Regions from separate parts of the Homo sapiens genome. Here region 1 is linked to region 2. A link is an interaction called in ENCODE POLR2A ChIA-PET data of the cell type or tissue named here. Cell type or tissue: Panc1. All regions are shown on one strand. Each heading gives the region's core, and the rest is flanking DNA. Links, peaks and the distances in the headings are about the cores only.

The links. ChIA-PET counts read pairs that join two places held together with the same protein. Peaks named below come from ENCODE experiments on the same cell type or tissue, not always from the same donor. Only the 100,000 strongest peaks of a DNase experiment are listed, where the experiment ranks them.
Region 1: POLR2A ChIA-PET joins it to region 2 with 5 read pairs; 6 of 35 experiments call an interaction of 5 or more read pairs at or near these places.

The regions. Positions count from the first base shown.
Region 1 is chr12:53,576,526-53,592,974 of GRCh38, forward strand. All of the region lies in intron 2 of ATF7-NPFF (ATF7-NPFF readthrough), which reads right to left. The region is part of intron 2 of ATF7 (activating transcription factor 7); the gene reads right to left. LOC124902937 (a long non-coding RNA gene) reads left to right here. Exons shown (of 3, transcript XR_007063316.1): 3 at 9,234-9,552. Among named protein-coding and RNA genes, the nearest start is that of ATF7, 42 kb to the right of the region's middle. RefSeq lists a silencer at 1,029-1,108 and an enhancer at 1,609-1,798. In Panc1, for the core only: no CTCF peak of the experiment used is centred there; no DNase peak of the experiment used is centred there.
Region 2 is chr12:53,646,980-53,663,428 of GRCh38, forward strand. No RefSeq gene overlaps it. Among named protein-coding and RNA genes, the nearest start is that of ATP5MC2, 21 kb to the right of the region's middle. RefSeq lists a silencer at 2,066-2,360. In Panc1, for the core only: no CTCF peak of the experiment used is centred there; DNase peaks (open chromatin) are centred at 12,162 and 12,388; H3K4me3 peaks cover 1,139 bases; H3K27ac peaks cover 2,500 bases.

The sequences.
Region 1 (16,449 bases), core at 7,362-9,861, 74 kb before region 2:
CTGTCCTCCAACTGCCATGTGAGGACACAGAGCTCCTCTCCTCTGGAGGATGCTATGTCAAGATACCATGTTGGAAGCAGAGAGCAGCCCTTGTGAGATAACCAAATCTGCTGGCACCTTGATCTTGAACTTCCTAGCTTCCACAACTGTGAGAAAATAAATTTCTGTTCTTTATAAAACAAACAAACAAACAAACAAACAAGAAACGCTACAGATAAAAAACACTGTAACAGAAATGAAGAATCCCGACCAGGCACGGTGGCTCATGACTGTAACCCCGGCATTTTGGGAGGCTGAGGTGGGTGAATCACTTGAGGTCAGGAGTTAAAGACCAGCCTGGCCAACATGGTGAAACCCCCGTCTCTACTAAAAATACAAAAGTTAGTCGGGCATGGTTGCGCAAGACTGTAGTCCCAACTACTCAGGAGGCTGAGGCATGAGAATTGCTTAAACCCAGGAGGTGGAGGTTGCAGGGACCTGAGATCGTGCCACTGCAATCCAGCCTGGGTGACCAAGAGAGAATCTGTCTCAAAAAACAAAAAAGAAATGAAGAATGCCTATGATGGGCTCAGTAGTAGACTGGACATAGCTGAGCAAAGAATCTTTGAACTTGAGCTGGGCATGGTTGCATGTGTCTGTAGTTCCGGCTACTTGGGAGGCTGAAATTGGAGGATGACTTGAGCCCACGAGTTTGAGACCAGCCTAGGCAACATAGTGACATAGTAAGACACTGTCTCTAAAAACAAAGAATCTCTGAACTTGAGGATATGACAATAGAAACTTCCAAAACTGGAAAGCTAAGAAAAGAAGAACTAAAAAAAAAATAACAACAACAAAATATCCAAGAACTGTGGGACAAATACAAAAGGTATAATATGTGCATAATAGGAGAAAGAAAGAAACACACACGGCCGGGCGCGGTGGCTCATTCCTGTAATCCCAGCACTTTGGGAGGCCGAGGCGGGTGGATCACGAGGTCAGGAGATCGAGACCATCTTGGCTAACACAGTGAAACCCCGTCTCTACTAAAAATAGAAAAAATTAGCTGGGCGCAGTGGCGGGCGCCTGTAATCCCAGCTACTCGGGAGGCTGAGGCAGAAGAATGGCGTGAACCCGGGAGGCGGAGCTTGCAGTGAGCCGAGATAGCGCCACTGCAGTCCGGCCTGGGAGAAAGAGCGAGACTCCGTCTCTGAAAAAAAAAAAAAAGAAAGAAAGAAAGAAAGAAAGAAACACACACAATATTTGGTATTGCTAAACAATAACTAAAGCGATAACTAAAAATGTCCCCCCAAATCAATGTCAGACACCACACCATAAGAACAATAAGCAGGCTAAATGACAAACAAACAAACAAACAAAAAACTACACCTAGATATATCATATCCAAACTTCAGAAAATCAAAGAGAAAGAGAAACATCTTGAAAGAAGGCAGAGGGAAAATCACCTTACCTACAGAGGAGCAAAAACAAGAATTACATCTAACCTCTCAGAAACCATGCAAGCAGAGAGTACAGTCAAAGAGAGAAAACCCTATCAGCCTAGAATTCTGTATCCTGCACAATTCTTCAGAAGAAAGGCCACATGTGGTGTGGCTCACGTCTATAATCCCAGCACGGCAGATGGATTGCTTGTGTCCAGGAGTTTGAGACTAGCCTGGGCAACACAGTGAGATCTCATCTCAATGAAAAATAAACAAAATTAGCCAAGTGTCCTGGCGTGTACCTATAGTCCTAGCTATTTGGGAGGCTGAGGTGGGAGGATCGCTTAAGCCCAGGAGGTTGAGGTGAGCTGAGATCACACCACTGCACTCTAGCCTGGGCAACACAGTGAGATCTTCTCTCAAAAAAAAAAAAAAAAAAAAGTGAAGGAAAAATAAAGACTTTCTCAAGCAAACCAAAATACGGAGAAATTGTTGCCCACAGACTTGCCTTGCCAGAAATCTTAAAAGAAGTTCTTTAGAGAGAAGGAAAATGAGCTAGGCACGGTGGCTCATGCCTGTAATCCCAACACTCTGGGAGGCTGAGGCGGGAGGACTGCTTTAGCCCGGGAGTTTGAGATCAGCCTGGGCAATATCAGCAGACCCTATTTCTAACAAAAATAAAAATAAATTAGCTGGGCATGGTGGTGCTTATCTGCTGTTCCAGCTACTCCAGTGGCTGAGATGGGAGGATTGCTGGAGCCAGGGATGTTGAGGCTGTAGTGAGCTACAACCTTGCCACTGCACCCCAGCCTACGTGACACAGTGAGATGCTGTCTCAAAAAAAAAAAAAAAAAAAATATCTGGGATTCGAATCAGCCCTCTCCAGCTCCAAGCACACTGGGATCCTTGCCGTTGGAGGTTGCTGTTGGCTTCTGCCCGTGCTGTGTATTGAGATCTGCAACCAAGCATGGGAGCTTACGAAGGCACCTGGTGGTTTCTAGGTAGGAAAACAGTGTGGATGCCAGATGTGGTGCCTCACACACAACAGCACTTTGGGAGCCTGAGGCAGGCAGATCACCTGAGGTCAGGAATTCGAGACCAGCCTGGCCAACAGAGAGAAACCCTGTCTCTACTAAAAAAATACAAAAAAAATTAGTCAGGCATGGTGGTACCTGTAGTCCCTGCTACTTGGGAGGCTGAGGCACAAGAATCACTTGAACCTGGGAGGCAGAGGTTACAGTGAGCTGAGATGGTGCCGCTGCACTCCAGCCTGGGAGACAGAGCAAGACTCCATCTTAAAAAAAAGGGCCGGGTGCAGTGGCTCACGCCTGCAATCCCAGCACTTTGGGAGGCCAAGGCGGGCAGTTCACAAGGTCAGGAGTTCAAGACCAGCCTGGCCAAAATAGTGAAATGCCATCAAAATAGTGAAATGCCATCTCTACTAAAAATACAAAAATTAGCCGGGCATGGTGGTATACACCTGTAATCCCAGCTACTCAGGAGGCTGAAGCAGGAGAATTGCTTGAACCCAGGAGGCAGAGGCTGCTGTGAGCTGAGATCGTGCCACTGCACTCCACCCTGGGAGACAGTGCGAAACTCCGTCTCAAAAAAAAAAAAAAAAAAGCGTGGAGTGTGCGTAATTGTGTTTGAGGAAGAGATGGTCACTGTCTCTATGGTAGTGTCTTTAGGGAACTATCTGTGCCTGGATCCTGGGGAATTATGACAAAGCAGTCTGCAGGTTTGGCATGAACTCTGAACTTTCTCCCTCTGCAGGATCTTCAATAGAAAGGTCCTGTCCTGAGGAAACACTCAGAGGCACTTCTCTTGCTTGTGAAGCCTGCCAGCATGTATGTTTTGGTCAGCACTGAGATGCACATGACAAATTGTGCGCAATGCCTCAGCACAGCCCAACGGGGTTTTTTCTGTTTACACTTGACTAGCCTTGGACAGTAGGAGGAAACCTTAAATATTTCCTTCTACTCTCACAAACCCTTTATCTTTTTTTTTGAGACGGAGTCTCACTCTGTCGGCCAGGCTGGAGTGGCACGATCTCAGTTCACTGCCACCTCCACCTCCTAGGTTCAAGCGATCCTCCTGCCTCAGCCTCTTGAGTAGTTGAGACTACAAGCGCACACTGCCACACCTGGCTAATTTTTGTATTTTTAGTAGAGACGAGGTTTCACCATGTTGGCCAAGCTGGTCTCAAACTCCTGACCTCAGGTGATCCACCTGCCTTGGCCTCCCAAAGTGCTGGAATTACAGGCGTGAGCTACCACACCCGGCCTCACAAACCTTTTATCTAATAAAACAAAATTACTGCCAAAAAAAAAAAAGAGACAATGTCAGAGTCAATCAAAAAACAAGACCTAACTGTATGTTGTATATGAGAAAACCCCTTTAATACAAATAAACATATAGATTAAAAGTAAAAAGATAGGCCGGGTGCGGTGGCTCACGCCTGTAATCCCAGCACTTTGGGAGGCCAAGGCGGGTAGATCACAAGGTCAGGAGATCGAGACCATCCTGGCTAACACAGTGAAACCCCATCTCTACTAAAAATACAAAAAATTAGCTGGGCGTGGTGGCGGGTGCCTGTAGTCCCAGCTACTCAGAAGGCTGAGGCAGGAGAATGGTGTGAACCCGGGAGGTGGAGCTTGCAGTGAGCGGAGATCACGCCACTGAACTCTAGCCTGGGTGACAGAGCGAGACTCCATCTCAAAAAAAAAAAAAAAAAAAAAGTAAAAAGATAAAGATATACCCTAATCCAAAAAAGGTGAGAATAGCTATATTAATTTTAGAAAGAAAGATATCAGGAATAAAGACGAGCATTGCATAATGATAAAATGGTCAATACTCCAAGATGACATACAAATTCTTAATGCAGGCCAGGCATGGTGGCTCACACCTGTAACCCCAGCACTTTGGGAGGCCAAGGTGGGTGGATCACTTGAGGTCAGGAGTTCGAGACCAGCCTGGTCAACATGGTGAAACCCTGTCTCTACTAAAAATACAAAAATTAGCCAGGCATGGTAGCATGCACCTGTAATCCCAGCTACTCAGGAGGCTGAGGCAGGAGAACCATTTGAACCTGGGAGGTAGAGCTTGCAGTGAGCCAAGATTGTGCCACTGCACTCCAGCCTGGGCGACAGAGCAAGATTCCATCTCAAAAAAAAAAATAAATAAAAAATAAAAATAAAAATAATTAATGTGTATGTAGCTAACAACAGAGCATCAAAATATGTGAAGGAAAAACTGACAGAACTGCAAAGAGACAGATAGATGAACCTGCTCTTATATTAACAGTTGGAGACTTTAACACCCCTCTATCAGAAATGGACGTATCCAGCAGGCAGAAAATCAGTAAGGACACAGTTGAACTCAACAGCACCATCAATCAACTGGACATAATTAACATCTATAGATTAATTCATCCAACAACAGATTATACATTCTTCTTAGCTCACATGGAACATTTACCAAGACTGACCACATTCTGGGCCATATAACACACCTTAACAAGTTTAAAAGAAATCACACAATGTCTGCCCTCAAACTGCAATGGAATTAAAGTAGAAATCAGTGACAGAAAGATAGCTGGAAAATATGAAAGGACTTAGATTAAATAACATACTTCTAAATAATACATGAAGCAAAAAAGAAATCTCCAGAGAAATTAAAAAGTATTTTGAACTACATGAAAATGCAACTTATAAAAATTTGTAGGATGCAGCAGAAACAGTGATTAGTGGGAAACTGATAGCAGTGAATAAACATACTAGAAAAGAAAAAGATCTAAAATCAATAATCTAAGCTTCCACCTTAGAAAACTAGGGGGAAAAAGAGCAAATTAAATCCAAAGCAAGCAGAAGAAAAGAAATAATAAAAATTAGTGTAGGTCAGGGGTGGTGCCCCATGCCTATAATCCCGGCACTTTGGGAGGCTAAAGCAGGAGGATTGCTTGAAGCCAGGAGTTTGAGACCAGCCTGGTCAACACTGCAAGACCATGTCTCTATAAAAAATAAAAAAATTAGCCGGGTATGGTGGTGCTCAGGAGGCTGAGGCGGGAAAATCATTTGAACTGAGGAGTCGGAGGCTATAGTGAGCTAAGATCACATCACTGCACTCTAGCCTGGGCAACAAAGTGACACCCTGTCAAATGAATGAATGAACAAAAAAAGAGTGGCCAACATGGTGAAACCCCATCTCTACTAAATACAAAAAGAAATAAAAAAATTAGCTGAGCATGGTGGCGCGCGCCTGTAATCCCAGCTACTCAGGAGGCTGAGGCAGGAGAATCTCTTGAACCTGGGAGGTGTAGGTTGCAGTGAGCCGAGATCATGCCACTACACTCCAGCCTGGCGACATAGCAAGACTCTGTCTAAAAAAAAAAAAAAAAAACCTACTATAGGCCTGGCATAGTGCCTCATGCCTGTAATCCCAGCACTATGGGAGGCCAAAGTGGGAGGATTGCTTGAGACTAGGAGTTTGAGACCAGCCTGGGGAACATAACGTGACCCTGTTTCTACCAACACCCCCCGCCCCAAAAAGAAAAAAAACCTACTAGAAAGCTACAGTAGCAAACATAGTGTGGTACTAGAAAAAGAATAGACACATAAATTACTATATATATTTTATTTATTTATTTATTTTGAGACGGAGTCTCGTTCTGTCGCCCAGGCTGGAGTGCAGTGGCGAGACCTTGGTTCACTGCAAGCTCCGCCTCCTGGGTTGACGCCATTCTCCTGCCTCAGCCTCCGGAGTAGCTGGGACTACAAGTCCCCGCCACCACGCCCGGCTAATTTTTTGTATTAGCCGGGATTAGTAGAGACGGGATTTCACCATGTTGGCCAGGATGGTCTCATCTCCTGACCTCGTGATCCGCCCACCTCGGCCTCCCAAAGTGCTGGGATTACAGGCGTGAGCCACCGCACCTGGCCATCAATTACTATATTTATGTGAATAAACAGAGGGTCCAGAAATAGACCCACATAAATATAGTCACTGATCTTTGACAAAGAAGCAAAGGCAATACAATGAAGCAAAGATAATCTTTTCAACAAATGGTGCTGGAACAACTGGACATCCACATGCAAAAAAATGAATCTAGACACATGCTTTATAGCCTTCACAAAACTTAAAATGGATCACAGACCTAAATGTAAAATACAAAACTATAAAATTTCTAGAAGATAATATAGGGGAACACCTACACCAGGGGCCACACAGCAGGGGGTGAGCAGCAGGCAAGTGAGTGAAGCTTCATCTGTATTTACAGCCACTCCCCATCACTTGCATTACAGCCAGAACTCTGCCTTCTGTCAGATCAGTCGCAGCATTAGATTCTCAAAGGAGTCCCAACCCTACTGTGAACTGTGTATGTGAGGGATCTAGGTTGTATGCCCCTTATGAGAATCTAATGCCTGATGATCTGTCACTATCTCCCATCACCCCCAGATGGGACCATCTAGTTGCAGGAAAACAAGCTCAGGGCTCCCACTGATTCTACATTATGGTGAGTTGTATAATTATTTCACTATTATATTATAATTTAATAATACTATAAATAAAGTACACAATAAATGTAATTTGCTTGAATCCCCCCCACCCCCAGTCCATGAAAAAAATTCTTCCAGGAAACCAGTCCCTGGTGTCAAAAAGGTGGGGGACCACTGACCTAGATGACTTTTGTATGGCGATGACTTTTTAAATACAACACCAAAGTCATGATCCATGAACTAAGTAATTGATAAGCTGGACTGTGCTAAAATTAGAAATATCTGCTCTGTGAAAGACAATGTCAAGAAAATGTAAAGACAAGCTACAGAATGGGAGAGAATGTAAAAGATACACCTGATAAAGGACTGTCATACAAAATACACAAAGAACTCTTAAAACTGAACAGTAAGAAAATGAACAACCTGATTAAAAAATGGGCAACGGACTTTAGTCAGACACTTCACCAAAGAAAAATACAGATGGCAAATAAGCATGCTCAACATCATGCCATCAGGGAAATACAAATACAGATAATTGTTATTAGTATTATTTTTTGAGACAGACTCTCACTCTGTCACCCAGGCTGGAGTACAGTGGCGTGATCTTGGCTCACTGCAACCTCCGCCTCCCAAGTTCAAGCGATTCTCCTGGCTTCAGCCTCCTGAGTAGCTGGGACTACAGGCACTTGCCACCACGCCCAGCTAATTTTTGTATTTTTAGGAGAGACGGGGGTTTCATCATATTGGCCAGGCTCTTCTCGAACTCCTGACCTCAGGTGATCCACCCGCCTTGGCCTTCCAAAATGCAGGGATTACAGGTGTGAGCCACCCGGCAGGCATTAAATTGTTGTTTAATGCAAATTAAAACAACAAAATCCATTACACACCTATTAGAGTGGCCAAAATCCAAAACACTGACAACATTAAATGTTGATAAGGATGTGGAGCAACAAGAACTCTCATTCATTTTTGGTGGGAATGCTAAATAATATAGCCACTTTGGAAGACAGTTTGACAGTTTCTTACAAAACTAAACATAGTCTTACCATAAACATAGTATTACCATATGATCCAGTGATCACACTCATTGATATTTACCCAAATGAACAGAAAACTTATGTCCACACAAAAGCCTGCACATGGATATTTATATAGCAGCTTTCTTTACTCATAATTGCCAAATCTCGGAAGCAATGAAGATGTCCTTCAGCAGGTGAATGGATAAATTGTGGTACATTCAGACAATGGAATATTACTCAGCACTAAAAAGAAATAAGGTATCAAGCCATGAAAAGATAAGGAAGAAACTTAAATGCATATTACTAAATGAAAGAAGCTAGTATGAAACGGCCTTATATTGTATGATTCCAACTAAACAACATTCTGTAGACGGCAAAACTACGGAGACAGTAGTTTTGGCAAGATCAGTGCTTGCCAGCGGTCAGTGGGAAGTGAGGGATGAACAGGCAGAGCACAGAGGATATTTAGGACAGTGAAACTATTCTGTATGATACTACAATGGTGGATACGTGTCATTTTATATATTGATTTGACAGGAGTTCACTCTGTTGCCCAGGCTGGTGTGCAGTGGCACAATCATGGCTCACTGCAGCCTTGACCTCCCGGGCTCAAGCAGTCCTCCCACCTCAGCCTCCTGAATAGCTGGGACTACAGGTGCACATTACCACACCTGGCTAATTTTTAATTTTTTTTTTGTAAGGATGGGGTCTCACTATGTTGCCTAGGCTGGTCTTGAACTCCTGGGCTCCAGCAATCCTCCTGCCTCGGCTTCCCAAAGTGTTGAGATTACAGGCATGAACCACTGTGCCCGGCCTCATTATATATTTGTTAAAACCTACAGAATTTGTAATACCAAGAGTGAATTCTAATATAAACTATGGACTTGGGTGATAATATGTCAATGCAGGTTCATTGAATGTAACAAATTAGCATTGTGGTTCAGTATGTTGACAGTGGGGGAGGCTAGTGTGTGTGAGGACAGGAGGTATATGAGAATCCTCTGCACTTTTCACTCAATTTTGCTGTGAATCTAAAACTGCTCTAAAAAAAATAGTTTCTTAATTTAAAAAAAAGCAAAGGAAGAGCATAAATGAAAAAAGAAAAGACTGAAAACCACTAAGTAAATGTGAATAGCTTCTTGCATATTCATTCTCATACAGTGCTCAGAAAAGACAGAAAACCAAAGCATAGCAGAAAGTCCAGCTTCCAAGCAGGAACTGGTGTCTCCTTGACAGAGCTTCAATCCAATTATGCCCCAGACACTGATTTTTCTATCACTACCTCCCCTTTGTTTCAGAGACAGTATCCATGACCTTCTGTTCATGCGGTGGAGGAAGAAATTGCTTCCCAGAAAGGCTTAGCCCACTCCATTCTACTAGATAAAGGAAAAACAAAAAGCCACTCCACTCTGACAAGCCGATTACTGTCTATGGAGAAGCAAAATGCCTCCCTTAGGACTATGGGAATAGCCAACAAGGTACAGTATGTTCAAACCTTTAACCATGACTCTGCCAAGAGCAGCTATGTATGTGAATACAATCTCCTCATCTGGGCAGTCAAATATGCATAACTGAAAGTACAAACCTCCATAAGGTCCTGTCTAGTTATAGTTTCAAATGCACAGAAAGTGAAAGAAGGCTGAAATAAAGTCTCCCCTATCCACTATTGCAATTATCTAGGTAAAGCCTAGAAGGAAAGAACAGGAAAGACTGAAGAGGGAAAGTTAAAGTGTTGAATATAATATGATATTTTATAAAACATACACAGACATCTAGACCCCTGAAATTTTTAGACTACTTTTATTGTTCCCTCACAATACGTACAACCTAAGGAGACTACAGTCTCCGTTAGTCCTAAAAAATACCTGAAACTGAAGTAAAATGACAAATGTCTGAAGTTATGAACATAATGTAATTTAAAAAATTAATGTGCATAGATTGCCACCATGTAAAAAAAAAAAAAGATGTTCACTGAAGTGACAGATGTCTATAATACTATTTACCCATTCTAGTATTATACAAACTCCAGGTATGTACTACAACTGAGATCTTTAAAACTATCTGAACACCTCTTTTCACTTGATTCAAATAACTATGCCAATGTAAGATTTGTTATTGTCAGTGAGCTTGAGAACAGAGACATAAAATGGAGGTAATCAAAGCTTAGCATTAAAATGTAGTCTTCATCCATCCTATTAAACTGTCACTGTCTCTCTGATAACTTCTCAGGAGCCAAGCTTTTAGCTCAGTTCTACAGGCTGCTGCCCTGAACCACTTTTTCTTTGCATTTACTTTTTTATAGGAACTCCTGTCATCACTCTCTCACACACACACAAATACACACACACACGCACACACGTGCACGCTCACACACAACTAACTGGTCTATCAGAGGCACCCAGCAAAATAAACAAATGAGATCTTTGGATATCACGAGTGATCATTTTGGTCAGTTACAACCTTACCCAGTGAGGCAGTCTCAGTTCTGAAGCCAAGAACTTGACTTCGTGGTAAGAGGTGGAAAAGACAAGACTCTAGTCAGGTATTTCCTGCAGCTGAATGCACAGTTAATTTCACATGGTTCACAGATATACAATGAATCATCAGAATCAAGAAGGAAAATGTGCTGGGCACGGTGGCTCACGCCTCTAATCCCAACACTTTGGGAGGCTGAGGAGGGCGGATCACTTGAAGTCAAGAGTTTGAGACCAGCCTGGCCAACATGGTGAAAACCCATCTCTACTGAAAATACAAAAATTAGCTGGGCTTGGTGGTGCACATCTGTAGTCCCAGCTACTTGGGAGGCTGAGGCAGGAGAATCACTTGAACCTGGGAAGTGGAGGCTGCAGTTAGCCGAGTTTGTGCCACTATAGTCCAGCCTGGGTGACAGAGCGAAATTCCGCATCAAAAAAAAAAAAAAAAAGAAGGAAAACGTGACGCACGCCTGTAATCCCAGCACTTTGAGAGGCTGAGATGGGCGGATCACTTGGATCACTTGAGGTCAGGTGTTCAAGACCAGCTTGGCCAATATGGTGAAACCCCATCTCTACCAAAAAAATACTAAAACTAGCTGGTTCACACCTGTAGTCTCAGCTGTTTGGGAGGCTGAGGCACGACAATCGCCTGAACGTGGGAGGCAGAGGTTGCAGTGAGTGAGCTGAGATCGCACCACTGTACTCCAGTGCACTCCAGCCTGAGTGATAGAGCGATCAAAAAAAAAAAAAGGAAAATGGGAAAATGTATGTTTTAAGCAACTTTCCAGTTAAAGACATTCAGACAACATATACAAAGAATCCCTTTACTGTAAATATCAACTATTAGATTCTCTGGTCTCTTTTGATCCTCTATGTATACTTCTACATATATATATATATATATATATATTTTTTTTTTTTTTTCTTTTTGACACGAAGTCTTGCTCTGTCACCCAGGCTGGAGTGCAATGGCACGATCTAAGCTCACTGCAACCTCTGCCTCCCAGGTTCAAGCAATTCTCCTGCCTAAGCCTCCTCCTTAGTAGCTGGAATTATAGGCACCTGCCACCACCCCCAGCTAATTTTTGTAGTTTTAGTAGAGACAGGGTTTCACCATGTTGGCCAGGATGGTCTCGAACTCCTGACCTCAGGTGATTCGCTGGCCTCAGCCTCCCAATGTGCTGGGATTTCAGGCATGAGCCACTGCGCCCGGCCACTTCTACATATTTTTATCACTTAAATTATTTCATGTAAATATTTCCATGAATCTACATAGCCATATATTTTCACTTGTGATGATAAATGAAATTTCCATTGCATTAACACAGCACAGTTTCTAAGACAAAAGGAAAAAGCAGATGTGTAGAGGTGCTATGAAGTCAAAGAAGGACAGGATGTGAGACCTGAGTGGAGAATTGTATTATTCAACAGGCGAGATCCTCTATGTAGCCATATGCCAAAAATGTCAGAGAATAAGCAAGTTAGCAATCACTGAGCAGATTATACATCTCATTATAGTGTTGTTCTAATCATACCCTAATTCCACCTTAGTCATATTTCCTCTTACCAATAAGTATGGCAGCCACCAGAACAAAAGCCCCAATTACTACATGGCACTAGTCAAAGCAAGATACCCATCCTTTGTATGTGGGAGCTTATGGGCATAAAACTAAGGCGAGAAAGAAGAAAATATGGATCAGGAAGTAACCTAGCCTAGAATGCACAAAGATGACACCCACAATGCTTCTCTGGGCCTATTAGTAGAGGATGCTGAAGCCTTGATTTTAGGTCCCAGGTTTCTTGTTCTGTCTACGTTTCTGGTTGGCCAAAAATTAATTTTCTTTCCTCTTTAGAATCATGTCCTTGCTGCAAAATGATGGTGGTTTACCTCAGAGAGTAGACACATTTCAGCATCATTACCAGGCAGATAAAAAACATTGTAGACTAGGGCTGAGGCAGTTGCAGAAAGATTTCTTCATTTTCATAAGAATTTACACCTTTTTTTTTTGTTTGCTTTGTTTTTTGCTCAGGCAGAGCTCAGCTACAGATTTAGCTCTCTCTGGTATGGCAGCTAGATATATAGATCAGTAATAAACTATACAAAAGACTTAGCTGACTGATTTGGACCATTTACCAAAAAAACACTACTTACTCATTTTTTTCTAGGCTAGATGTGGATACTGATGTGCGTATGGAAAATAATAAGGAAGCAATTTAGCAGAGTGGTTAAGAGAGCTGGTATGGAGTCTAACCATCTGGGTTTATGTTACAACTCCATCACAAAATACTGAGTAACCCTGTACAAGTTAGTTCTCTGAGCCTTAGTTTTCTCACTGGTAATTCTCCCTCAGAGGTTGCTAGGATTAAATAAAATATCCCTGTAAAGTACTTTGGCAGAGTACATGATAAAAGCTCAGTGAGCTATAATTATTGCTGCTGTTGCTGCTGTGTTATCAATGAAATCAAACAATTTTCATTGTATTTTATTCTCTCCCTTCCCTGTATGCTTTCTGGATGGAAAGATCATTTTCCTGTACCTTATATAAACACATTTCCTCTAAATTGTATATACATGTATGCATACATGACCTGTTAATATGCACTAATTGATGTTAACCCTGACCACCATGCTAAGAACTTTCCCTAGGCTAGTGTTCACTTTACCACAGAGTCAGTTCAGTCTGACAAGTTAGGAAAGTAGTACTGAGCCAAGACTGGGAGATTCTCATATTTAGTCAAATCGAGAGGGTAAAGAGACAATATCTCTATGAAAGAAGATCCTACTCCGTACCAACGAGCTAGAATTCTAAGCAGACAGGAACCATGAGTCCTAGAACTACAGAAATCAGTATTTCTCCTTCCCCCATATTTTATCAATCTAAATTTTCCAGAGTAGGGAAAGGAAGAAATGGTTCTTTCTTTCTAAATTAAGTTGGTTCCAGTGTTTATCTGGGCTATTCTTAACACTTACACTTCTCAAGTAGTTTCTTTTTTTATTTTTATTTTTATTTTTTGGTAGAGTCAGGGTCTCGCTTTGTTGCCCAGGCTGATCTCGAACCCCTGGCTTCAAGCAATCCTCCTGCCTTGGCCTCCCAAGGTGCTGGGATTATAGGCATGAGCTTCTAGTAAAAGAAGCTGAGATAGCCCAAAATAAAATGCAAAAGTAAATCTGCTTATCTTGCACATCCTCATAAACTTCAATATCTCCTTTGCTCAGGGACCATTCTACCTAAGCCAGTCCACATCTGTGATCCCCTAACCCCAAATAAAAACGTCCATTTCTTTATGTAGCCAATATCACAGTCGTCATTAAACCAATTCATACTAAAGTGTGAATGACAGCCCCCACAGAGTTCTCCATAGTTTTCCAAGAACTTAGTAATTTACATGAATCTTTAATTAGTATAGAAGTACAAGAGTTTATTTCTGGATGAGGAATCTTTGCACTAATGTTCTTCAATCATATATAAGGCTGCCCATGGGAAGAAGGGAGAGAATGAGACTTTATTGTCCTCAACCTAATCAAAGGAAAAGAGATCAAATGCTCTACTTCCTCTTGCTTTTGCTCAACCCTAATACCTTGATTCCCCAGATACAGCCCATTCAGTGTTCATCTTGTCCTTGCTCCTAACACCTAGAACCAATAAAACTGTCACTAGGCAAGCTAATTCCTATAACATCAGAGAGACTCCCAACAGAGAAGAAGAAAGGCTGGGCCACCTAAATCTCCCTGGATAAATGCTTGGAGTTTTAGATAGAACTTGGAGCTGTGGAGTCTCCCACGTCTAATTTCCTCTCCCCATTTTTTTCCAGCAATTTCCAATCACATGCTTATCTACTCACAACTTTAAAAAATCAGAGGGCTATATGATTCCTACTACATGACATTCTAGAAAAAGTGAAACTACAGAGACAGTACAAAGATCAGTGGTTACCGGGGGTTCAGAAGGGTGGGATGAATAGGTGGAGATTTTTATGGCAGTGAGACTATTCCATATGGTATTGTTATAGTAGATACATATTATTATACATTTGCGAAACCCCACAGAATGTATAGGCAGTGAACACTAATGAAAATTATGGCCTTTAGTTAATAATAATGTATTAATATTTGGTTCAACAATTGTAACAAATATAGCACACTGATGCAAGATGTTAACAATAAAGGAAATTGTGAGTAGGGGTGGAGTGAGGAGGTATACGGGAACTCTACTCTGCACTCAATTTTTCTATACGCTTACTGCTGCTCTAAAAAATAAAGTCTATTAATTTTTTTAAATAGAGGAAACACTGGCGAATAATCCCCACCAGTACCACGGCTAATAAGAGCCAAGATAAGCTGTATAAAAAGGACATAAAAATGTAAAAAATTAGACTGTAGGGCTTGATCTCAAACAGTAACTAAAGGACAATAACTAAAGACAGGAAAGAAGCTTGAGGAAGTGAAGGAAAGACAACCTCATAGTGGCATTTTATAGTGACTAGTGTGCAAACAACTAAAACAAATTTATTTCCCTCACAGAAAGAGAACAGAAGCCAAGACACTTAAAAGGGACACTGAGTTTCTCAGCAGAAAAATCACCACCATTAAGCCTCTGGCATACTTACGAGTATCACCCTGATGCCTCTCCCTGTGGCTAAGGAATCAGAGCTTGTCATTGTAACCAAATCAGCAACCTGTGCTGGTGCCAATCTTTATAGTGGATTGAGCTATTTTTCAGGAAAAGCAAGGGATAATTGCCCAGTATCAAAAGAAGATCTGACCCTTGGGAGGAGAAAGGAGGTGTTCCTTTTGCCACAGGATGATTCTCTCTGGAATAACATAAATGGCTCTTTGAGAGACCATGTCTTTGATAAGCAGCGGTGCAACTCTGACAGCCAATCTGCTGAATGTCGAACAGAGCACTCAGCTTTCTACAATGACTCAAAGGACACAGCAAGGCTGCAGATTTATTCTGCTGACTTTCCCCGCACAGCCACTCAAGTTTTTCAAAGGCAAAAAGGAACAACTCTTTCCTTTCAATCCAGGGAATTGCAAATTCCACTGGGATTTAAAGACAGAGCTATGTTTGCTCAAAATCTGACATCGCTGATGTGAACAACAAGATTTAAAAGCTTGGAATGATGGCTGGCAATTTTAGCAGTTAGAGCAGAAGTTGGTTCGGCACTTCAATCTGCCAGCAGAATCAGCAGTCACACAGGGCACATGGTGTGCCAGACTGGGAATGAGCTAATTTCACAAAATTCATTCTCATTCTCTTTGTACTTTCACATGACAATTGCAAACAGTCCACATTCTTACCAAAGCACAAATACAAAGGTAGCATATTTCACTGCACAAAGAAATTTCGAAGTAAAAACACAAAGGCACTGTTACAAAGAGATAAACCTCAAAGCTTCTATCTTTTCTCCATGATGCTTTCCTTCTTGAAATCCTATCCTTAACATGATAATTTTGAGACAAAACTTTAAAAAGCAACATCTCCCTACAATAAACTATTAAAACTATTTCTTCTTCACAATTTGTATGTCAATTCTTCAAGATGAGATTTTGAAACAGAAAACCATTCTACACATTCTACCTCAAAAGTAACATCCACATGCTACGATTTAAAGGACAAGCTCTCTGTGGTTAAATAGATTCAACCCCCAACAGACAAAAGAAAACTAGGCTTGACAGTTAAGATACCCAATTTCTGTTTAAAACATGTGTTGTTATCTTATGATAGCAAACAAAGAAAAAAAACCCTCAAATTTGGGGGTGATGAGTTCTATTGTGATTTTAAAAAACATGTATTATTGTACTAAGTACACTAGTACAATAGGTACTGAAGCAAAGTGATTAGTAATAGCAAAACAGCACAGAAAATTATAAGCAGAAAATCAGAATAACATTTTCCCCCAAACTAAATACATAACCTTTTCACAAAAATTAATGGAAAGAGGACAAAAATAAAGATATTTTGCTTTATAAATAATATTGGCAAACACTATACTTTATGTGTTAAGTTTTTAGACATAACCAAAGGCCTGACATTTA
Region 2 (16,449 bases), core at 11,126-13,625:
TGGAACTTATGCATGGGCTCTTTAACATAGACTTCCACTCACCAGGGACAACCAGGCTACCACTGCTGCTGAGTGCCCAATCTGCCAGCAGCAGAGACCAACACTAAGTCCCCACTATGGCCAATTTCCTAGGGTGATAAGCCAGCTCCCTGGAGGCAGATTGATTACATTGGACAGCTTCTATCATGGAAGGAGTAGCTTTTGTTTTTACTGGAACAGACACTATAGATACAGATTTGCCTTCCCTGAATGCAATGCTTCTGCCAAAACTACCATCAGTAGACTTATAGAATGGCTTATCCACCATCCTGGTATTTCACACAGCATTGCTTTTGATCAAGGAACTCACCTCACAGCAAAATAAGCACACCAATGAATCTGTGCTCATGGAATTCACTAGTTTTAACATATTCCCCACCATCCTGCAATAGCTGGTTTGATAGAATGGTGGAATGACCTTTTGGAAACTCAGTTACAGCTCCAGCTAGGTGGTAATATATAAGTAAGAGCTGGGGCAAGTTTCTCCAGAAGGAGATATGAGTTGAATCAGTGTCCAATATATGATGTTATTTTCTCCATAGACAAGATTCACAGGTCCAGGAGTCAAGGGGTAGAAATGGGAGTGACACCACTCACTGTTACCCCTAGTAACCCCCTAGTATCCCCCTGGCAAAAAAAAAAAATTTTTTTTTTTTTTGACAGAGTCTTGCTCTGTCGCCCAGGCTGGAGTGCAGTGGCATGATCTCGGCTCACTGAAACCTCTGCCTCCTGGGTTCAAGTAATTCTCCCGTCTCAGTCTCCTGAGGAGCTGGGATTACAGGTGGACAACACCATGTCCGACTAATTTTTGTATTTTCAGTAGAGACGGGGTTTCACCATGTTGGCCAGGCTAATCTTGAACTCCTGACCTCAGGTGATCTACCCATCTCAGCCTCTCAAAGTGCTGGGATTATAGGCGTAAGCCACCAAACCCGGCCACCCTAGAAAATTTTGCTTCCAATTCCTGCAACCTTATGGTTTGCTGGCCTAGAGGTCTTACTTCCAAAGGAAAGAATGCTTTTGCTAGGAGACACAACAATGATTCTACTGAAATAGAAGTTAAGACTGCTAGCTGTTCACAGGACACCTGCCACATGGACTCCTCATGCCTCTGAATCAACAGCCAAAGAAGGGAATCACTGTGCTGGTTGGGGTGATTGATCCCAACTACCAAGGCGAAATTGGACTGTTACTGAACATTGAAGTTAAGGAATAGTATATCTAGAATACAGGAGATCTCTTAAAGTGTCTCTTAGTATTACCATGCCTTGTAATTAAGGTCAATGGCAAACTACAACAACCCAATCCAGGAAGGATTACTAATGGTTCAGACCATTCAGGTATGAAGGTTTGGGTCACTCTACCAGGTAAAGAAACATGACCAGCTGAAGTGCTTTCTGAAGTCAAAAGGAATGGGTACTTGAAGAAGGTAGTTATCAATAACAGCTACAACCACGTAACCAGTTACAGAAATGAGGACTGTAATAATGTTATGTGTATTCCTCTTTATTTTGTTATAAATATGCTTGTGTATGTATACACACACTCACACACACACACACACCTCTCTCTCTTTATATATGTATATGTATTATATTAGTCAGGGTTCTCCAGAGGGATAGAACCAATAAGCCATATGTATATATAAAAGAAGTTTATTGGCTGGGCACGGTGGCTCACAACTGTAATCCTAGCACTTTGGGAGGCCAAAGCGGGCAGATCACTTGAGATCAGGAGTTTGAAACCAGCCTGGACAACATGGTGAAACCCCGTGTCTACTAAAAATACAAAAAAGTAGACAGGCGTGGTGGCGGGCGCCTGTAATCCCAGCTACTTGGGAGGCTGAGGCAGGAGAGTTGCTTGAACCTGCGAGGTGGAGGTTGCAGTGAGCTGAGATCTGGGAGGTGGAGGTTGCAGTGAGCCGAGATCGTGCCTCTGCACTCCAGCCTGGGCAACAGAGCTAGACTCTGCCTCAAAAAAAAAACAAAAAAAACAAAAAAAAAGTTTATTAGGGAGAATTGGCTCACATGATCACAAGGCAAAGTCCCACAATGGGCCATCTGCCAGCTGGGGAAAGAGAAGCCGGTAGTGTGGCTCAGTCCAAGTCTGAAAGCCTCAAAACTAGGGAAGCCAACAGTGCAGCCCTCAGTCTGAGGCCAAAGGCCCGAGAGCCCCCGGGAGGCCGCTGGTGCAAGTCCCAGAGTCCAAAGGCCAAATAACCTGCAGTCTGACATCCAAGGGCAGGAGGAGAGGAAGCAAGTGTCCAACATAGGAAGAGAGAGACAGCCAGAAGACTCAGCAAGAGGCTGGGCATGGTGGTTCATGCCTATAATCCCAGCACTTTGGGAGGCTGAGGTGGGTGGATCATTTGAGGTCAGGAGGCTGAGACCAGCCTAGCCAAGATGGTGAAACCCTGTCTCTACTAAAAACATACAAAAATTAGCCGGGTGTGGTGGCATGCACCTGTAGTCTCAGCTACTGCGGAGACTGAGGCAGGAGAATCGGTTGAACCCAGGAGGCGGAGGTTGCAGTGAGCAGAGACTGCACCACTGCACTCCAGCCTGGGCAGTAGGGCAAGACTCTTTCTCAAAAAAAAAAAAAAAAAAAAGACTCAGCAAGCAACCTTATTCCCCCTTCTTCTGCCTGCTTTGTTCTAGCTGCACTGGCAGCTGGTTGGATGGTGTCCACCCATACTGAGGGTGGGTCTTTCTCTCCCAGTCCACTGACTCAAATGTCAGTCTCCTTTGACAACACCAACACATACACATCCAGGAACAATACTTTACCAGGCATCTAGACATCCCTCAATCCAGTCAAGTTGACACCTAATATTAACCATTACATGTATCAGGCAAATATCTTTGTCTTCCTCTTATTCCCTTATGTAACATAAGACACGGTGGCTCACACCTGTAATCCCAGCACTCTGGAGGCCAAGGTGGGAGGATTGCTTGAGGTAAGAAGTATATATATATATAATATATATATTATATAATATATTATATTATATATAATATATTATATAATATATATAATATATTATATTTATAATATATTATATAATATATAATATATTATATTTATAATATATTATATAATATATAATTATATATATTATATATTATATAATATATATAATAATTATATAATTATAATATATATTATATAATATATAATATATAATTATAATATATATATTATATATATAATATAATATATATAATATAATATATAATATATATATATATAGAGAGAGAGAGAGACAGAGAGAGAGAGAGACAGAGAAATTGCATTTGTGCTTTTTCGGTAATATTTAAGAAATCTTTGCCAAACCCAAGTTACTAAAATTTTCTATAGTTTCTTCTAGCAGTTTTACAGCTCTTACATTTATGTGTATAATTCATGTTGACGTTTTGAGACAATTTTTGTACATATTGAGAGATGAACAGCAAGGTGGCTTTATTTTGCATATTGCTCCAGAACCATTTGTTGAAGTTTATCTTTTCCCCTATTTGAATTACCGTGGCACCTTTGCTGAAATTCAATTGATCATACATATGTAAGGTTTTTTTTTTTTTGAGGCAGAGACTTATTCTGTCACCCAGGATGGAGTGTAGTGGCACCACCATAGCTCATTGCAGCTTTGCACTCTGGGCTTAATGATCCTCCTGCCTCAGCATCCCCAGTAGATGATCCTCCTGCCTCAGCCTCCAGAACAGCTGGGACTACAGGTACATACCACCACACCCAGCTTATTTAAAAAGAAATTTTTCCTGGCCGGGTGCAGTGGCTCATGCCTGTAAATCCAGCACTTTTAGAGGCTGAGGCAGGTGGATCACCTGAGATCAGGAGTTTGAAACCAGCCTGGCCAACATGGAGAAACCCTGTCTGTACTAAAAATAAAAACAATTACCTGGGCGTGGTGGCAGGCCCCTGTAATCCCAGATACTCAGGAGGCTGAGGCAGGAGAATCACTTGAACCTGGGAGGCGGAGGTTGCAGTGAGCTGAGATGGCTCCACTGCACTCCAGCCTGAGTGACAGAGTGAAAACTCTGTCTCAAAATAAATAAATAAATAAATAAAATAAAAATTATTTTTGTAGTAATGGGCTCTCACTATGTTGCCCAGGCTGGTCTCAAACTCCTGGCCTCAAGCAATCCTCCTGTCTCAGCCTCCCAAAGTGCTGGGATTATCAGCATGAGCCACCATACCTTATGTAAATCTCTTTTTGGCTCCGCTTTTTTCCATTGGTCTATTTACCTATGTTTACTTCAACACCACACTGCCTCGACTTACGTAACTTTATATGTCTTCAAATCGAGTAGTCAGTCCTCCAACTTTGTTCTTTTTCTTTTTTCTTTTTTTCAAGATGGAGTTTCACTCTTGTTGCCCAAGCTAGAGTGCAGTGGCACAATCTCAGGTCACTGCAACCATTGCCTCCCAGGTTCAAGCGATTCTCCTGCCTCAGCCTCCTGAGTAGCTGGGATTACAGGCACCTGTCACCATGCCTGGCTAATTTTTGTATTTTTAGTAGAGATGGGGTTTCACCCTATTGGCCAGGCTGGTCTCGAACTCCTGACCTCAGGTGATCCACTCGCTTTGGCCTCCCAAAGTGCTGGGATTACAGGCATAAGCCACTGCCCCCGGCCTATTTTGTTCTTTTTCAAAGCTGAAGTTCTGGTTATCCTGGGTTCTTTGCATTTCCATGTACATTTTATAATCAGCTTGTCATTTACTTTTCTTTTCTTTTTTTCTTAGAGATAAGGTCTTGCTATGTTGCCCAGGCTGGACTTGAACCCCAGGGCTTAAGCTATCCTCCTGCCTCAGCCTCAGCCTCCCAAAGTGCTGGAATAACAGGTGTGAGCCACTGTGCCCAGCCTTGTCATATTCTTTTTCTTTTTTTTTTCAGCCTTGTCATATTCTAAAAAAAGAAAATAGCCTGTCTGGATTTTGACTCATTGACTGGGATTGTGTTAAATCTACACACCAATTTGGGGAGAAATCCATTCTAGGCAACGTAGTGAGACCCCATCTCTAGAAAAAAATAGAAAAAATTGCCAGGCATGGTGACACATGCCTGTAGGTCCAGCTACTTGGGGGGATTGAGATGGGAGGATTGCTTGATCCTAGGAGGTCAAGGCTGCAGTAAGCCATGTTTGTGCCACAGCGCTCCAGCCTGGGCAACAGAGTCTCAAAAGAAAAACAAAACAAAAAACAAAAACAATTTGGGGAGACACGACTGTTAACATTATTGAGTCTTCTGAACCATTAACGTGGTATGTCTCTCCATGTATTTAAGGCCTTTAATTTCTCTCTTTAGTTTTCTGTGTACAGGTTTTGCATATCTCTTGTCAAATTCACCCCTATGTACTTCATACTTTTCATGCTATTGTAAATAGTTTTATAAAACTTCAATTTCTGATTGTTTTTGCTAGTATATAAAAATATAATTGATTTTGTTGTTGTGTTTGGAGACAGGATCTCATTTTGCCACGCAGGCTGGAGTGCAGTGGTGCAATCATAGCCTGGACCTCCTGGGCTCTTCCTGCCTCAGCCTCTTGGGTAGCTGAGACCACAGGTATGCACCACCATGCCTAGCTTATAACTGATTTTTATATGTTGATCTTGTATCTTGCAACCTTGCTAAACTCACTTATTAATTCTAGTGGGTTTTTTTTTGTGGACTCCATAGGATTTTCTACATAAATGATCATGTTATCTGTGAAAAAACACTTTAATTTCTTCCTAAAATGTATACTTTTTCTGGGTTTTTTCGTTTGTTTGTTTTTGAGACAGGGTCTCATTCTGTCACCCAGGCTAGGGTGCAGTGGCATAATCACAGCTTAGTGCAGCCTTGACCTCCTGGGTTCAAGCAATCCTCCTACCTCAGCTGCCAAGTAGCTGGGACTACAGGCACACACCACCATACCTGACTAATTAAAACAATTTTTTTTTTTTGGTAGAGATTGGGTCTTGCTGTGGTGTGTAGGCTGGTCTCAAACTCCTGTGCTCAAGTGATCCTCCCACCTCAACCTCCCAAAATGTTGGGATTATAGGCATGAGCTACCATGCCTGGCCTTGTACTTTTAATTTCATTTTCTTTCCTTATTGCACCAACTGATCTCAAGTATAATGCTGAATATAAGTGATAAGAGCAGACATTTCTGTAGCATTTTATTTATTTGTTTATTTGAGACAGAGTCTTGCTCTATTGTCCAGGCTAGAGTACAGTGGCATTATCTTGACTCACTGCAACCTCTGCCTCCGAGGCTCAAGCCATCCTTCCACCTCAGCCTCCTGAGTAGATGAGACTACAGGCTCATGCCACCACACCCAGCTAATTTTTGTGTTTTTTGCAGAGACGGCATTTCACCAAGTTGCCCAGGCTGGTCTTGAACTCTTGGGCTCAAATGATCCACCCGCCTTGGCTTCCCAAACTGCTGGGATTACAGGCATGAGCCACTGAGCCTGGTCCGCATTTTATTTCTTGAAGCAAACAGAAAGAGAGGGCAAATGTGCACAGGCAGTTGATCTGAGGCAAATATGGCCAAAACGTTAATATCTTTTAATCTTGGGGCAGATGCCTAGGTATCTATTACGTTAGTTTCAGTGCTTTTTAAGTGTTTCAAATCATTCATATTTTGTTTTATTTTTAATTCATGTCAAACTTAAAGAAAAGATGCAAGGATAGTACCAAGTAACTCTTTTCCCCTGAACCATTTGCTGGTAAGGTGATGACATGATGCCTTGTCATCTCTATTTTTATGCATGATTCTTACCAAGTAGGTCATCCTCTTAGAAAGCCGCAATACAGCCACCAGAATCAGAAAATTAATATTTGATACATTACTACCATATAATCCTTGGACCTCATTTAAGTTTTTCCAGTTGTCTCCAAAATATCCTTCAGAGCAAAAAGACCCAGCCCAGAATCACATGTTGAATTGAAAGATCCTTGATCTTTCCTTGACTTTTATGACCTTGACACTTTTAAAGATTACAGGCCAGTTCGTTTGTAGAATGTTCCACAATTGGGTGTGTCCAGTATTTCTTCATGTTTAGTTTCAGGTTATGCATTTTTATCAAGAATTACAACAAAAATGGTGTTCTAGTTGCATACTCTAAGGCTACATATAACTTTGATTTGTCTCATTTCCGGTAATGTTGACGTTGATTTCTGGATTATGGCAATGCTTGCCATGCCTCCACTATAAAATTATTCTTTTTCCCTTTGTAATTAATGAGTATTTTATGAGAAAGTACTTCAGGCTATGGAAATATCATATTCCTCATCAAATCACCCACTAGGTTTAGGATTTGTTGATGTTTTGTGGCTTATTTACTAATTTATTTATTTATTTTTGAGACAGAGTTTCACTCTTGTTGCCCGGGCTGGAGTGCAGTGGCGCGATCTCGGCTCACCGCAACCTCCACCTCCCAGGTTCAAGCGATTCTCCTGCCTCAGCCTCCCAAGTAGCTGGGATTACAGGCATGTGCCACCCCGCCCAGCTAATTTTTTGTATTTTTAGTAGAGACAGAGTTTCCCCATGTTGGTCAGGCTGATCTCCAACTCCCGACCTCAGGTGATCTGCCCGATTTGGCTTCCCAAAGTGCTGGGATTACAGGCCTGAGCCACCACGCCCAGCTGGGTTAGTTATTACTATGATGGTTACTAAATAATATGCAGGTATTCTAATTCCATCATTCCTTCTATATTTACTGTCATTTTAGACAGAAAAGTTTTTTCTTCTCATTTATTGTTTATTTCTTTTGGAGTGACTCATGGATTACTATTTTATTCAATGGATTTTAATATTTTACTGTCATGATTTAGTTTGATGTTCAAATTGTTCCAGATTTGGCCAATGGGAGCCCCTTCAAGCTGGCTCCTAAAGCCTTTGATATGTCTCCATCATTCTCTGAGCACTTCCATACCTTCTGGCACAACCAGATATTTCAGGTTCATCTTGTACTTTCCCTCCCCAGCCCTAGAATCAGTCCTTTCTCCAAGGAGCAATGGTTCTTTTAAAAGGAGAATGGTATTTGGAAACCAATACCAGGTGTGATCAATGCTACTGGTGTACTGTGATTCCTTCAGTGAACAGAATTTGTGGAAATGTATATGTGTGTATATATATATATATATAATCAATGTTATTGTGGTGTCACGATTCTCAGTGAACAGAACTGGGGGTAATATATAATTTATATATAAATATATATAATATATAATTCACATATAAATATATATATAATTCATATATAAATATATATATAATTCATATATAAATATATAATTCATATATAAATATATATAATATATAATTCATATATAAATATATATAATATATAATTCATATATAAATATATATAATATATAATTCATATATAAATGTAAATAATATATAATTCATATATAAATGTATATAATATATAATTCATATATATTTCACTTTGGTTATTTCCAATTCTAACCTAATGTTACAGGGTTAATTCTAATTTTTTCCTGTTCTACAGTTGAGACCCTTGTCTGGCAGCAAGAAATCTGGGTTCCTTTATCTTCAATATATTTATTGACATAATCAATCCCCCCTAATATGTAAACAATCTCTATTGCTATAAATGCCTGCCCCTCCCCGCTGCCATGGATGCCTTTCCTTACTCTACTTGAGCTCTACCCACAGAGCCTCTCCCACTGAAGCTGTCCCCATATAGAATCAGAACCTTCTTCATCCTCCTCAGGCTCTAACACCCTGAAATGGGCCACTGTTGCTCCTCATCTCATTGGACTCCTGTATTCCCCACCTAATAACTTTTAGACTGAATTTCTCAGGGAGAAAGGAAGGAAGAAACAGAGGAGGACTGGCAGACAGGCTCATAATTATTATTTTTATTTTTTATTTTGAGACGGAGTCTCATTCTGTCGCCCAGGCTGGAGTCTGGTGACGTTATCTCGGTTCACTGCAACCTCCGCCTCCTGGGTTCAAGCGATTCTCCTGCCTCAGCCTCTCGAGTAGCTGGGATTACAGGCGCCCACCACCATGCCTGGCTAATTTTTGTATTTTTAGTAGAGATGGGTTTTCACCATGTTGGCTAGGCCAGTCTTGAACTCCTGACCTCAGCTGATTTGCCTGCCTTGGCCTCCCGAAGTGGTGGGATTACAGGCGTGAGCCAACATGCTTGGCCTCAAAATTATTTTTTAATTAAGAAAAAAAGTCTCCAATCATTTTGACTGCTGATTGTCATTCATAGGAATATTGCTGGCTATTCCTTTACTTGTGGCAGAAAGGAAATCAGGTTTCATTATTAGACCAGGTGTGGCTAATCTACGTCCATGATAGTATTTCTAATAGCTTACATAGTTACACCAAAAGGAACCATATTTGAGGTTATTAGCTATACACATTTAGGAGACAACAGAATAGCTGTGTCTACAAGAGCAACCAAAGACCAAGTATTATTTCATTTTTGACTAACCTCTGAAGAAGTACATACCTCTAGCTAGATAATATGCTCTAGGTACTTATAGAAAGCCATGCCCGGGCCGGATGTGGTGGCTCATGCCTGTAATCCCAGCACTTTGGGAGGTTGAGGCAGGTGGATCATTCGAGGTCAGAAGTTCAAGACCAGCCTGGCTGACATGGTGAAACCCTGTCTCTACTGAAAATACAAAAAAATTTAGCTGGGCATGGTGGTGCATGCCTGTAATCCCAGCTACTCAGGAGGCTGAGGCAGGAAAATTGCTTGAACCTGGGAGGTGGAGGGTGTGGTGAGCTGAGATAGTGCCATTGTGCTCCAGCCTGGGTGACAGAGAGAGACTCCGTCTCAAAAAAAAAAAAAAAGAAAAAAAGAAAGGCTTTGTTTACCACCACAAGATGTCTGGATTTTATTCAAAGTCTGTTTAGCCGCTGGAAGTCACTAAAAGATATTAAGGAGGGTGATTGATGAAACTCACATGTTAGATAACTCTAGCAGCAATATAGAGTTTGGATTGAAGAAGGAAGATATTGGAAACCAGAAGACATTTTGAATAACTTCCTGATTTTTAGGAGGCAGCACAGTGCAGTGGAAAGAGCATTAAATGGCTTTGGCTTTGGAGTCAGATGGATCCAAGATGGATTCAACCACCTGTTAGGGGTTGAATTGTGTCCCCCTCAAGTACATATGTTGAAGTCCTAACCTCTTGTACTTTGGAATGTGACCTTATTTGGAAATAGGATCATTACAGATGTCATTAGTTAAGATGAGGTCATACTCAGTAGGGGTGGCCCCTAATTCAATATGACTGGTGTCTTTATAAAAAGCAGAGGTTTGAAAGAAAAAAAAAAATGGAGGTCTGGCGCGGTGGCTCATGCCTGTAATCCTAGCACTTTGGGAGGCCGAGGGGGGCGGATCACTTGAGGTCAGGTGTTTGAGACCAGCCTAGCCAACATGGTGAAACCTCATCTCTACTAAAAATTACAAAAATTAGCTTGGCGTGGTGGTGGTGCGTGCTTGTAGTCCCAGCTACTCGGGAGGCTGAGGCATGAGAATTGCTTGAACCTAGGAGGCAGAAGTTGCAGTGAGCCGAGATCACGCCACTGCACTCCAGCCTAGGCGACAGAGCAAAACTCTGTCTCAAAAAAAAAAAAAAAAAAAGTGGAAACTTGGACACAGATACACACACAGGGACAATACCATGTGAAGATGAAAGCATAGACTTACAAGCCAAAAAATGCTAAAGATTGCTAGCAAACCACTAGAAAGCTATGGGAGAAACGTGGAACATATTTTTCCTCACAGCCCTCAGAAGAAACCAACCCCACCAACACCTTTATCTTGAACTTCTAGCCTCCAGAACTGTGAGATAGTAACTTTCTATTGTTTTATTTATTTATTTAGTTAGTTAGTTAGTTACAGAGGCAAGATCTGACTCTGCTACCCAGGCTGGGGTATAGTGGTACAGTCATCGCTTACTGCAGCATAAAACTACTGGGCTCAGGAGATCTTTCTGTCTCAGTCTCTCGAGTAGCTGGGATTACAGGTGCACACAAGCATACCAGCTACTTTTAGTAACTTTCTATTTTTTTTTAAATTTTTTTTTGAGACGGAGTTTCGCTTTTCTTGTCCAGGATGGAGTGCAATGGCACGATCTTGGCTCACTGCAACCTCCATCCCCCGGGTTCAAGCAATTCTCCTGCTTCAGCCTCCTGAGCAGCTGGGATTACAGGCATGTGCCACCACACCCGACTAATTTTGTATTTTTAGTAGAGACGAGATTTCACCATGTTGGTCAGGCTGGTCTCAAACTCCTGACCTCAGGTGATCTGCCTGTCTCGGCCACCCAAAGTGCTGGGATTACAGGGGTGACCAACTGCGCCTGGCAACTTTCTATTGTCAAAGGCACTCCGTTTGTGGTATTTTGTTATAGCAGTCCTTGCAAACTAGTATATCATCTATGTGACCTTGGCCAAATTATTTCATCTTGCTAATCCCTAGTGTCCTAATCTGTAAAGCAGGGGTCATTATATCTACCTCATAGGGTGGCTTTGAGGATTAAATAAAATGGCATTTGTAAAGCACCTGGCATAAGCGGCACTACATAAATATTATCTTGCATTTGTGAGACACTAATGTTATCCAAGAAAAGAAATACATCTCTGGAGATTTTTGAAAAGATTGACTGCAATTGTCAGGGTCGTGTGCAATACCACCTAAAGTCACAGGCTGGATAAGATGATCTCAGAATCCCCTTTTCCTGTTGGGTTCCTTAGACAGGAGCTCTGGCATTGTCTTGCTGTCTGTGAAAATGGTTTTTTTTTTTTTTTGATAGAAAACTGGTACAAGAACCAAAAGCACCCTTAAAGGCAGGAGGACTGAGGCCAATTAAACTAACAACTGTAATGAGGTGGATGTAGGAAGAGAAGGAGGCAAAAGAGGGTCGAGAAGTATAACCCAGATGCCTCAGGCCTCCTGAGTCCCCAGCTCACTTCCTTAGGTAAAAGATTTAGGCTGAGAGTTGTCCTCTCTTCAGCTCTGTAAGGGAAAACCAACAGAGGCCTCACCAGTCTCTGGAACGCCTAGCTCTTTCAGGCAGGGAGTCTTTTGCCAAAGCAAACAATCCCAGCTCTACGATTGTGCTCTGGCTGGGGTAGGAGAGAACAAAGATCCCTTTCTTTGCTTCCCCAACCCTATGGCTCCAGCCAAAGGCACTGTTTACACAATCTTCCCTGGTGAAGAATTTGTTCCTTTTCTCTCTAGGTTGCAGCTGGAAAAGATTGATTCTCTCCTTGCCTATTCGTTTTTCCCATGTCCCTGGGCAGGAAAAGTGTCCAATACCCAAACCTCCCACCTCCAGAGATGTGGGCATACTTAACAGTAACTTCAGGCCCTTTTGTGATGTGACAGAGAACCTTGATTTTAGTGGCAGAAAGCCTATCTGGCCAGGAAAGGGAGGCTGGAAACATCAGGAGCTTGGTTTCTCTACATTCCAATTCCATTTATTCCACTCTCTCATTCCCTAGGCTTTCTCAGGCACATTTCCAAAAGTGAATCAAATAATCAAAATCCATGGCAGATTTGGGCTCCTTCTTTTAAAGCCTGATCAGGTGGGTAGGATGAAAATAGTATTTTCTAGTGGGAGAAGTTATTCTTTAGTCTTTAGTTTATTATTAACTCCAGCAGCACAGATGTCTCCTCCACGCCCCGAAAACAAAAGCAAGAGGGAGAAAAGGAAAGCCCAGAGTGGTAGAGTCTAATTTTAGTACTGGCAGAGAATCCTAGTGTTAAGTTACTTCTGGTAAACTGGTAACTAAGAAACAACAGAGATAAAGATAATTTTCACAATTTAGGTTTCCAAGTAGTTTTAAGACCTAATTTTGCTTATTTCCATGACATCTCAGGGAGGCAGATAAGGTGTTACCCATTTCACACAAGAGAAGGAATTGAAGCACAGGAAGAATTAACCAAAAGCCATTCATGAGTGACTGGAACCCAGGATTCTGGGACTTTCAATCTGGTCAACTTCACAGGGCCAAGCTGCTTTCTGAAAAATTTATGGGTCTTTTGTACTGCACACATTTTCCCTGAGCTACATTTTCTCCCTATCTTAAATCCCTACTGACTATTCTCCTGTTGCTAAGCGAGCTATGGGCTAGCTGTTTGTTACCCTTTGCAGCTATGTTTTGGAAACTTGAAGTCCCTACTCCAGATGTTGGGAGATGGGAGTGGAAAAGCCATGGGGATACAGAGGGGTTACAAGTCTGTTTAGGCTCAGATACCATCCTGACACACACGCGCGTGCACACACACACACATACAGGCTCACCCCAACCACCCCCCAGCAAGATATGCAGAGTTCATTTCTGTAAAAGCAGCCACACAGTTCCTGGAAGGCTGTAATCCACTATGGTTAAAAATATCTATCTTGGGGACAGAGCCGAGCCAACCAAACAGCCTACCCATAAACTCAGAAAATAAGCAGTGGGGTAGAATGAACCCAGTGGTAGGCAAAATGCTACCTATCTGTAAGATAAGAGCAGGGATAGTAATAATAAGAAACACAGATTAAGGCTGGGCGCGGTGGCTCACACCTGTAATCCCACCTCTTTGGGAGGCCGAGGCAGGTGGATCATCTGAGGTCAGGAGTTCGAGACCAGCCTGACCAATATGGTGAAACCCTGTCTCTACTAAAAATACAAAAATTAGCTGGGCATGGTGGCGTGTGTCTATAATCCCAGGTACTCAGGAGGCTGAGACAGGAGAATCGCTTGAACCCAGCAGGCGGAGGTTGCAGTGAGCCGAGTTTGCGCCACTGCACTCTAGCCTGGGTAACAGAATGAGACTCCATCTCAAAATCAACAACAACAACAAAAACCCCAAAAAACAAAAACCAGATCAATCACCTTCACTGAGAAACTTCAGAAATTGTCCAGATTTTGTCTTTCCCTCTCCTCCAATGGTATCCTGACCCCAGGAAGCAGTATAGTATAATGGAAGGAGCTTTGGACAAGGGTTCTTATTCTGTTCTGTCACTTCCTACCTAGATAACCTAGAAAACTAAGTCATGATTCTTTTCTCTTTCATTCTTTTTTTTTTTCTGAGATGGAGTCCCACTCTGTTACCCAGCATGAAGTGCAGTGGCACAATCTTGGCTCACTGCAACCTCTGCCTCCCAGGTTCAAGCGATTCTCCTGTCTCAGCCTCCTGAGTAGCTGGGATTACAGGTGCATGCCACTATACCCAGCTAATTTTTGTATTTTTAGTAGAGATGGGGTGTCACTGTGTTGGCCAGACTGGTCTTGAACTCCTGACCTCAGGTGATCCACCTGACTCGGCCTCGTGAAGTGGTGGGATTACAGGCGCGAGACACCGCGCCCAGCCTTCTTTCATTCTTTTATTTTTTTCTGAGCAGAGTCTTGCTCTGTTGCCCAGGCTGGGGTGCAGTGGTGCAATCTTGGCTCACTGCAACCTCTGCCTCCTGGGTTCAAGTGATTCTCCTGCCTCAGCCTCCTGAGTAGCTGGGATTACAGGTGTGCGTCACCATGCCCAGCTAATTTTTGTATTTTTAGTAGAGACGGGGTTTCACCATGTTGGTCAGGCTGCTCTTGAACTCCTGACCTCGTGATCCACCTGCCTTGGCCTCCCAAAGTGCTGGGATTACAGGTATGAGCTACCACGCCCGGCCTCATTCATTTTTTTTTTAAAAACAGACAAGGTCTTGTGATGTTGCCCAGGCTGGTCTTGAAATCTTGTGCTCGAGAGAACCTTCCGCCTCAGCCTCCCAAGTAGCTGAGATTATAGGTATGTGTCACCCTGTCAGGTCCAAATCATGATTCTTGAATCTGAGTCTTAGTTTTCTCATCTGTTAAAACACCAACAAAACAAAACACCAAAAACCAAAAAACCACACACCTATTTCACATAAACAAAACAGATATACTAAGAGTATGGCATACGTTTAAAAAAAAAAGTTTTTTTTTTTTTGAGACAGAGTTTTGCTCTGTCGCCCAGGCTGGAGTGCAGTGGCATGGTCTTGGCTCACTGCAACCTCTGCCTCCTGGGTTCAAGCGATTCTCCCACCTCAGCCTCCTAAGTAGCTGGGATTACAGGTGCATACCGCCACACCAAGCTCATTTTTGTACTTTTAGTAGAGACAGGGTTTTGCCATGTTAGCCAGGCTGCTCTCAAACTCTTGATGTCAAGTGATCCGCCCAACTTGGCCTCCCAAAGTGCTAGGATTACAGGCGTGACCCACTGCGTCCGGCCAGGGTAGGACATTCTTAAGGGGTCACTTAAAAAATTCTGCCCACCTTAGCACTTCAAAAGATGAGAGAAAATTTCTCTTTGGTGGTTGGGGGAAGCAGCAGGAATAAATTATCTCTAACTAACCATTTACACTAATAAGAGAAGCCAAGCACTTGGGATGAAGAGGACTAACCTCATGCCTGGTATTCTATCCCTGTCTTCTGCCATTTCTAAAGTGGCTACTTTGATTACAATATGCTAATATTCACAGTGCCTTGAGATAAATGCTTAAAAATATATATTTTTTGAGACAGAGTCTTGCTCTGTTGCCCAGGATGGAGTGCAGTGGTGCGATCTCGGCCCACTGCAACCTCTGCCTCTGGGGTTCAAATGATTGTCCTGCCTCAGCCTCCCGAGTAGCTGGGACTACAGGCGTGCGCCACCATGCCTGGTTAATTTTTGCATTTTCAGTAGAGATGGGGTTTCACCATGTTGGCCAGGATGTCTCCATCTCCTGACCTCATGATCCGCCCGCCTCAGCCTCCCAAAGTGCTGAGATTACAGGCATGAGCCACCACGTCCAGCCAAAAATAAATTTTAAGGATGCCTGGGGACAAAAAGATCTTCCTGTGTTTTACTTTTTCCTCATCAAATGGTGAGAACGCCACGATATCCAGGAATGTCTCCTAAGAATACATGTTGGAAAATGCATGCTATTTTGAGATACGGCCCAATAAAGACAAAGTTTTGGCTGGGCACAGTGGCTCACGCCTGTAATCCCAGCACCTTGGGAGGCTGAGGCGGGCAGATCACCTGAGGCCAGGAGTTCAAGACTAGCCAGGCCAACATGGTGAAACCCTCTCTCTAAACATACAAAAAATTAGCTGAGCGTGGTGGCACGTGCCTGTAATCCCAGCTACTCGGGAGGCTGAGGCAGGAGGATCACTTCAACCCAGGAGGTGCAGGTTGCAGTGAGCCAAGATTGTGCCACTCCACTCCAGCCTGGGTAACAGAATGTAACTCTGTCTCAAAACAACAAAAACAACAAAAAAAGACAAAGTTTCACTGCTTAGAACTTGAGGGACCAGGACAGCATTCTCTACTCACTACTGCGATACTACTACCCTTTTTTTTTCTATTCCTGAATTATACATGAATATTCCTTCATCTCATCTGTGTGGAGAC